Regions from separate parts of the Homo sapiens genome. Here region 1 is linked to region 2. A link is a contact called in ENCODE Hi-C or POLR2A ChIA-PET data. All regions are on one chromosome and are shown on one strand. The core of a region is the stretch at or near the end of the contact, and the rest is flanking DNA. Distances in the headings are between cores, read along the strand shown. Region 1 overlaps SEC31A (SEC31 homolog A, COPII component). Region 2 holds the start of PLAC8 (placenta associated 8).

Region 1 (4,299 bases), core at 1,469-3,968, 250 kb after region 2:
ATTAATTATTTTTTTGTCAGGGTCTTGCTGTGTCTCCCAAGCTGGAATGCAGTGGCACCATGACGGGTCACTGAAACCTTGACCTCTTGGGCTCCATCAGTCCTCCCACCTCAGCCTCCCAGCTAACAGGGACTACAGGCGTGCAGCACCGTGCCTGGCCAATATTTTGTATTTTTTTGTAGAGATGGGGTTTTGCCATGTTCCCCATGCTGGTCTTGAACTCCTGGGCTCAAGCATTCTGCCCACCTCAGCCTACCAAAGTGCTAGGATTATAGGCGTGAACCACCATGCCCAGCCTCATGTAGGTCATTTTCTATAGTTCTTTCTCTGTCATTTTCTTTCTAAAGGAAGCTGTTAATGCCGAATTCTGTTAGGATTCTGCAGTGATAGGAAGGTTGTGTATAGTACATGTTTTCTCTCGTGATTAAAAGTCAGATTTCTTAGTGAATTCTTCCTTCTCAAGATTGATTTTAAAATTTGATCCTCAAGTAACCTAAATATGGTTGTTGTTTGGGTCTTACCAGACAAAAACAATTGGACAGGACATCACTAATCTTTTAGAGTTTAAAAAGTTGGCCCTAGGCCGGGTGCGGTGGCTCACGCCTGTAATCCCAGCACTTTGGGAGGCCAAGGCGGGCGGATCACTTGAGGTCAGCAGTTCAAGGCAAGCCTGGCCAACGTGGTGAAACGCCATCTCTATTAAAAATGCAAAAATTAGCCGGGCATGATGATGGGCGCCTGTAATCCCAGCTGCTTGGGAGGCTGAGGCAGAATAGTTGCTTGAGCCCAGGAGGTGGAGGTTGCAGTGAGCTGAGGCTGCTGCCATTGCACTCCAGCCTGGGCGACAGAGCGAGACCCTGTCTCAAAAAAGAAAAAAAAAAGTTGACTCTAATAGAGTGTGCTGGTCTTTCAAATGCATCCATTATTTTGAACACAGAAAAGCCTCAGTTTTTAAAATGCGTTTATTCAAATCTGATTGAAATTTTAAGCTGCATTCCTGTTAATCAGAATAGGTCATCGTAATGGATCATTCTTGCACTTTAAAAAATCTTAGTATTCTTTTTCCTGGCTAAAGATACTTTCTACAAAAAAATATTCAATTTAACTATACTTGTTGACCACATTAATTCAGGTGTTTTGGTTACAAAGTGGCCATACCATTTTCTGAGTTTTGTTGTTTGTTTTTTGTTGGCCTAGGTGTTATATGAACTTCCCACCAACACACAGTGGTGCTTCGATATTCAGTGGTGTCCCCGAAATCCTGCTGTCTTATCAGCTGCTTCGTTTGATGGGCGTATCAGTGTTTATTCTATCATGGGAGGTAGCACAGATGGTTTAAGACAGAAACAAGTTGACAAGGTAATAGGAAGTGTTAAAGTTTTCTATTATAATGCCTGAAAAAAGTATGTGTTGTGTAATATTTTGAAATGACTTCACTGATTAACAATGCTGGTTAATTGGACAATTGTGATCAAAAATTTTTTTGGATATGACTGGAAAAAAATGAAACTTTGTGTATGGTCGGATGCTTATGTTATTATTATCTTTTTTAGCTTTCATCATCTTTTGGGAATCTTGATCCCTTTGGCACAGGACAGCCCCTTCCTCCGTTACAAATTCCACAGCAGACTGCTCAGCATAGTATAGTGCTGCCTCTGAAGAAGCCGCCCAAGTGGATTCGAAGGCCTGTTGGTGCTTCTTTTTCAGTAGGTGGATTTTGTTTTTATGGTCCATAGGCACAAAGGACTTTTTATACCAAAGTGTTATTATAGAGTCACTCTGATGGAAGCAATCAGGGTTTAAGTTGGGATTTGAGATGTACTTGTGGGTATTTCATCATTCAAAATGGTTTCTCTGAAAAATTGGAACCTACTCTTTTTTTTCCCTTTTTTAAAAATCATGGTAAAATATACATAAAATTGATCATTTTGTTCATTTTTAAATATACAGTTCAATGGCATTAAGTACATTTACATTGTTGTTGTGTAGCCAACACTTTATATTCCTCCCCTCCTCCATTTTTTTGTTTGTTTGTTTGTTTTTTTGAGACAGTCTCACTCTGTTGTACAGGCTGGAGTGCAGTGGCACAACCTTGGCTCACTGCAACCTCCGCCTCCTTGGTTCAAGCGATTCTCCTGCCTCAGCCTCCTGGGTAGCTGGGATTACAAGCACGTGCCACCACACCTGGCTGGTTTTTGTATTTTTAGTAGAGATGGGGTTTTACCATGTTGACTGGCCTGGTCTTGAACTCCTGACCTCAGGTGATCCACCCGCTTCGGCCTCCCAAAGTGCTGGGATTACAGGCATGAGTCACTGCACCCGGCCCTCCTCCCTTTTAAATTTGTCTTCCTTCTCTCTCTCTCTGTCTCTCTTTCCCTCCCTCTGTCTCTCTTTCCCTCCCTCCCTCCCTTCTTTTTCTTTTCTTTTCTTCTTTTTTTCTTTTCTTTTTGCAGGGAGTGTCCTCCCTCTTCTTCATCCTTTTAGCTTTCTTTTTTAATTGCCAGCTTTTTTTAATGGTAAAAAATGCATAATATAAAATTTTAATTGTAAAAAATGCATAATATAAAATTTACTATCTTAACCATTTTAAAATATACACTACAACCATTTTTAAATATATACTACAGTAGTGTTAACTATATACACGTTGTTGTGCAACAGATCTCTAGAACTTTCTCATCTTGCAAAACTGAAACTCTGTGCCCTTGAACAACAGCTCCCCATTTCCTGTTTCCCTTGAATCCCTGGTAACCACATTCTACTTTGTTGCTAGGAGTTTTCTACTTTAAATTACTCATATAAATGGAATCATGCAGTACTTGTCTTTTTGTGGCTGGCTTATTTTACTTAGCTTAATGTCCTCAAGGTTTATCTGTGTTGTAGTGTGACAGAATTTACTTCTTTTTAGAGGCCAAATAATATTGCATTGTATATATATATATATATATATATATATATATATATATATATATATATACCACATTTTTTTTTATCCATTCATTTGATGGTCATTTTGGTTGCTTCCACCTTTTGGCTATTGTGAATAAATGCTGTGGTGAACATGGGTTTGTAATTATCATTTTGGGATCCTGCTTTCAGTTTTTTGGGACATATACCCAGAAGTGGGATTGCTGGATCATAGGATGGTTCTATTTTTAAGTTTTTGAAGAACCTCCATACCATTTTATAGCCGTTTTACCATTTTACATTCTCACTAGTGGTGCACAAGGGTTCTAGTTTCTCCACATCCTCTCTAGCACTTTTTGTTTGTTTCTTCCTTTTACATTGCTGATACCTTGCCTAATTCTTTCATGCCAAACTTCTAATAGCTTGATTTCATATTTGTTGCTTGTCTTTTCCCCCTCTAATCTCTACTACATATTCCAAGATTAATCTTCCTAAAATGGACCTTTGAATATGTTTTATGTCACTCGTAAGTCTGTTCTTTGGATCTGCTTAATCTTCTCATCGTCCTATCTGGTCTTCTCTATCTGGGTGGATCACTTGAGGTTAGGAGTTCAAGACCAGCCTGGCCAACATGGTGAAACCCTGTCTACTAAACATACAAAAGTTAGCCAGGCATGGTGGCCGGCACCTGTAATCCCAGCTACTCAGGAGGCTGAGGCAGGAGAATCACGTGAACCCAGGAGGCAGAGGTTGTAGTGAGCCAAGATCCCACCTTTGCACTCCAGCCTGGGTGACTAAGAGCGAAACTCTGTCTCAAAAAAAAAAAAACCAAAAAACCAAAAAAGTACATTTCATCTAGAACAGAAATTGAAGTGGTGTCAGACTGTGGCGCATGAGAGGTTGTATCAACTAATTTCATCCAGATTATCTGTTTAGGCCACTTTATAAGCACTTTTTTTGGCCATATCCTTGGGTTAACACTGAGTTTGTTCATTCTCTCTTTTATAGTTTGGAGGCAAACTGGTTACGTTTGAGAATGTCAGAATGCCTTCTCATCAGGGAGCTGAGCAGCAGCAGCAGCAGCACCATGTGTTCATTAGTCAGGTTGTAACAGAAAAGGAGTTCCTCAGCCGATCAGACCAACTTCAGCAGGCTGTGCAGTCACAAGGATTTATCAATTATTGCCAAAAAAAAATTGATGCTTCTCAGACTGAATTTGAGAAAAATGTGTGGTCCTTTTTGAAGGTAAAGTTGCTGTTTAAAGCTATATTATTTCATTATCTGCAAATTTAACTGTTCCTTTATATTCTAAATCTGTCCTCCTATTAAAGAAACAATTGAAAAAGTGTGATTTCAGCAATTCATCATGAAATTAAGAAGCCTTATAAAGAG
Region 2 (4,029 bases), core at 1,026-3,525:
GCCTCAGCCTACTGAGTAGCTGGGATTATAGGCATGCGCCACCACGCCCAGCTAATTTTGTATTTTTAGTAGAGACGAGGTTTCTCCATGTTGGTCAGGCTGGTCTCAAACTCCCGACCTCAGGTGATCTGCCTGCCTCGGCCTCCTAAAGTGCTGGAATTACAGGCATGAGTGACCGTGCCCGGCCAAGCTTACCGATTTTTAAGATGTACTTTCCCCCTTTAATACAATAAATAACTAGTACATATTTGTTGACATCTTTTTGATTTTTCAATTTTTTAATTTTTTATTTTATTTATTTATTTGAAAAAAGGAGATGAGATCTCACTATGTTGCACAGGCTGGTCTCAAACTCCTGGGCTCAAGTGATCCTCCCGCCTTGGCCTCCCAAAGTGCTGGGATTACAGGTGTGAGTTACCACACCTGGCCATGTTGCCATCTTTTTATTGTGGAGTTTATACATAGTATTTGGAAGAAAATAGGCTATCTGGAATTCCACATGTCTCTTTTTCTTTCTCCTTCTTCAGATTTCTTTGTTTCTTTGTTTCCCCTAATATTGATTATGTGTTAGGCACTGTTTTAAATGTTTTGCATGTATTAATTTTTTGAATTTTCCCTACAATCCTGTGGGGTAGGTGCAATTATTACGCTCATTTGACAAGGAACCTGAGGCATAGAAATGTTAAGTGGCTAGCAGATGGCAGCTAGGAATTGGGACTGAAAAGGGACTCTAAGCACTTAGAGTCTGCCATAATGCCACACATTCTCACTGTACAACCTCACACAATAGCCTTGTTCTAGTGGGAAAGATTTCCCATCCGCAAAAACTTCAGAGTGAATGACAGGAAAGCTGGCCACTCTCATTTCTTAATTTTTTTTTTTTTTTAGAGACACGGTCTTGCTGTCACTCCGGCTGGAGTGTGGTGACACAACACAGCTCACTGTAACCTCAAATTCTTGGGCTCAGGCAATCCTCCTGCCTCAGCCTTCCAAGTAGCGGGGACTACAAGCCTACGGGCACTTACCACCATGTCTGGCTAATTTTTTAATTTTTTGTTTTTGTTTTTGTTTTTTTTTAGAGACAAGGTCTCACTGTGTTGGCCAGGCTTGTCTTGAACTCTGACCTTAAGCAGTCCTCCGCCTGGGCCTCCCACTGTGCCGGCCCACCCTCATTTCTGAAAGGTTTTGTTAAACAAAGTTTATGAGAGGCCATTGTTATGGACTAGCCTCCTGCTCTAGGCCCCAGAAAATCAGACCAAACCAGAATGAAGTCGCTTGTGCTAAGTGACATATAATCAAACTGAACTTTGAAATGGACCAGTTTTCCAAAAAACAGGAGATTTCAGTCAACCTCAGTCAGTGTAGTAAGGAAGTCCTCTCTGTTTTAGTCCTATAAGGAAAGTAACTTTGAAACAACCAATCTATCTTTTTTTCTCTGTTTCCGCTTTCTTCATACTCACCAGGACACTCATTCTATTTTATAGAATGATGTGTTGCTTGATTCTAGAATTGCAAATAAAAGGCAATTACATCTTCTAAACTAAATTTGTTGTAATTTTGTCTTTTGATAGTTTAAACTATGGGATCAGAAATTCAAAGACTATGAATAAAAATTTCAAAAGAAAGAAATAGTAATACCACCAATAAGAAGAATAATTAAAAAGGTACAAAGAAATTGGATGCAACATTGTAAAAAGAGCCATAGTTTGGAGCTGAGCTGACATGAGCTAAAATCCTAGGTGAGTAACTTGTTAGCTATGTGGCCTCTGAAAGTCAGCTCAAGAATCTGAGCTTGTTTCCTCACCTCTAAAATTGAAAAAATAAGGCCTAACTATCAAAGTCATTAACAAGTCATTGATAATGCTTGGCCTATTTTAATGTTCAGTATCTGTAAGTTGATACCATTAAAGGATGCTTGAGATGCCAACTACTATATAATCTGAAACAATAATGATCTTTTTTTTCCCCACAAAGATAACAAAAAACAAACACAAAAAAACAACAGTAAGCTCTGCCAGACATGTAAAACCAATCAAACTATATAATGAATTAAATCCTTTCCCCATTAAAAAGACGTATCAGTGTACCTAACACAATATAGGAAAAGAAACACACCTTATTTGGCAAGAGATATATTCATTCTCCAGATAAGAGAAACACACATTGAAACCACTTCTGCTGGATTACTCTGGCCAATAAGAGCGTCTGAAACTGTTCTATGTACTATGCCCTGCGATAGAAACACAGTTACCTCTCCCCTTTCACGTAGTTTTCATTTGTGGTGAGATTCTCTCCCAGGCCACAAGACATTTCCTGCTCGGAACCTTGTTTACTAATTGTAAGTACTTTACAAGTAAGAACTTGTTTTAAAAACTTAGCATTCAAAAAAAAAAAGCTTTCTTTAAAAGTTATTTGATTTTCTTGTTTTTTTCTTAGCATGTTATATTTTGAGTTTCAGCTAAAAGACTAAGGTTTTCTTATCTAATTGCTTTAAATTTATACATTTAGTCAAATTCAACAATTTCTTGCTAAGCATTTTGCCAAATGCCAGGCTTTTCAAAGTAGTGTAAGATCCCAGCCTTGAATCCTCATCAATTGCTGCTTTCTGCAGCAAACACATATTATACATTGTATTTAGTAACATGATCATTAATTTCACTCTTTATTTCAATATGTATGCATGTTGACTTATGCCGGTCTAATTTCTTTCTGCTTTACAAATATTCTATTTTATCCATTCAAAGTATTTAGAAACAAGATATGGAATTTTGTAGATTTAGCTAATGAATTATAAGAATTCTTGAATTCTCACTATGAAAGTAAGAAAAACAGACTAGAATTCTTCAAAATTAAATTCTGGTGCTTCATTTATATGTATAAAGAGAGATGGAGAGATTATGAAATGGAAATGTTTCAATCAAAGCAAAAAAATGAAATTTAACATCAATAAACAGTAGAAGAGAAAAATCTCAATAATATGTCTAGTATCTGGATTAATCAATATTAATAATATGTATTAATATTACTATAATTAATATCATGTATTATATTAATATTAATGTATTTTATTAAGATAGTGGGCTGTCCTCAGGAGTGAAGTGCTCATAGAAAGGAGAGACAAATACAAGATTGATTCTTAACTAATAGATAAAATTAAGGTGTTTAAAATATGAGCCAAATACTGCAAGATTTCCTGACATTGAGACCATTCCACAGAACTTCCTAAAGAAAGGTATTCTAGTCTCATTCTCCAAAGCTTGCCCACCAAGATTCCCATTTCACTACCTCCTGCCCCCATTTTTCCTGCATTTTCCAAGGTGGCCCCTGCCAACTTTTTTTTAATCACTCTCTCTGCTCCTGTGGGGTTAAAGATGGCATGGAACAAAACAGCTGTGTGGTCACACCACAACGGGCAGAACTGCTGGCCACAGATAGGAAACCTCAGGCATCTCCTTAGCCCTTACCAAATCCAGCCCAACACGTTTACACACCCTGGCACTCAATAAAATATTTGCTGAATTAAATTGGATCTGTAGTTATTAGTAACAGAAGAAAAATAAGGCCACTGGTCGTGGGTTACAAAATGTGCTCTGCAAGGCCACTGGCATTAGAATCTTGTGAAGTGCCCAGGATACTGCACAGGCCCGCACCTGAAGGGAGAGGAGCTAGTTTGGAATGTGCTCCCGGGAATGCGAGAGGGTCTAGCATGGGCTTCATCGCATGGAGGAAGGTGTACCGTTTTTCGAATTCTCACCGAAGCAGCTACGTGCTCACCAAGCCGTGTCTGTGAGAAGGGCCACGTTTTTCTAGTTCATAGGACAAAAGCCTATGGCATAAGGGCAGCAGCCCTGCGGGTGCACGTTACAGACTTTTAGACCCTAGCTCATTCTATCTAAACCACAATCTCTGAACAGTGTGTAGAATTCTACATTGTACAGATTCCTCAACCCTAGCTCATTCTATCTAAGTCACAATCTCTGAGCAGTGTCTAGAAATCTACACGTTAAAGAGCAGTCCAAGTGGTTTTAC

Evidence for each region. Hi-C counts contacts between places; a loop is a spot of excess contacts on that map. ChIA-PET counts read pairs that join two places held with the same protein, here RNA polymerase II (POLR2A). Pooled maps may share reads with other maps.
Region 1: a loop to region 2 is called in a pooled map, with 4 times the contacts of the local background. The contact joins the enhancer-like site here to the promoter of PLAC8 in region 2. A Hi-C loop is called at or near these places in 6 of 50 pooled maps. POLR2A ChIA-PET finds 5 or more read pairs at or near these places in 2 of 52 experiments (activated CD4-positive, alpha-beta T cell and activated naive CD4-positive, alpha-beta T cell).

What each region holds. Positions count from the first base shown.
Region 1 is chr4:82,864,215-82,868,513 of GRCh38, reverse strand. It overlaps SEC31A (SEC31 homolog A, COPII component), which reads left to right. Exons shown (of 27, transcript NM_001077207.4): 9 at 1,198-1,359; 10 at 1,554-1,706; 11 at 3,916-4,152. Among named protein-coding and RNA genes, the nearest start is that of SEC31A, 25 kb to the left of the region's middle. Within about 2 kb of position 2,718, at least 6 of the 41 ENCODE cell types and tissues checked have a DNase peak (open chromatin) inside an H3K27ac peak, as active enhancers do.
Region 2 is chr4:83,112,975-83,117,003 of GRCh38, reverse strand. PLAC8 (placenta associated 8) reads left to right here and starts at 2,275. Exons shown (of 5, transcript NM_016619.3): 1 at 2,275-2,338.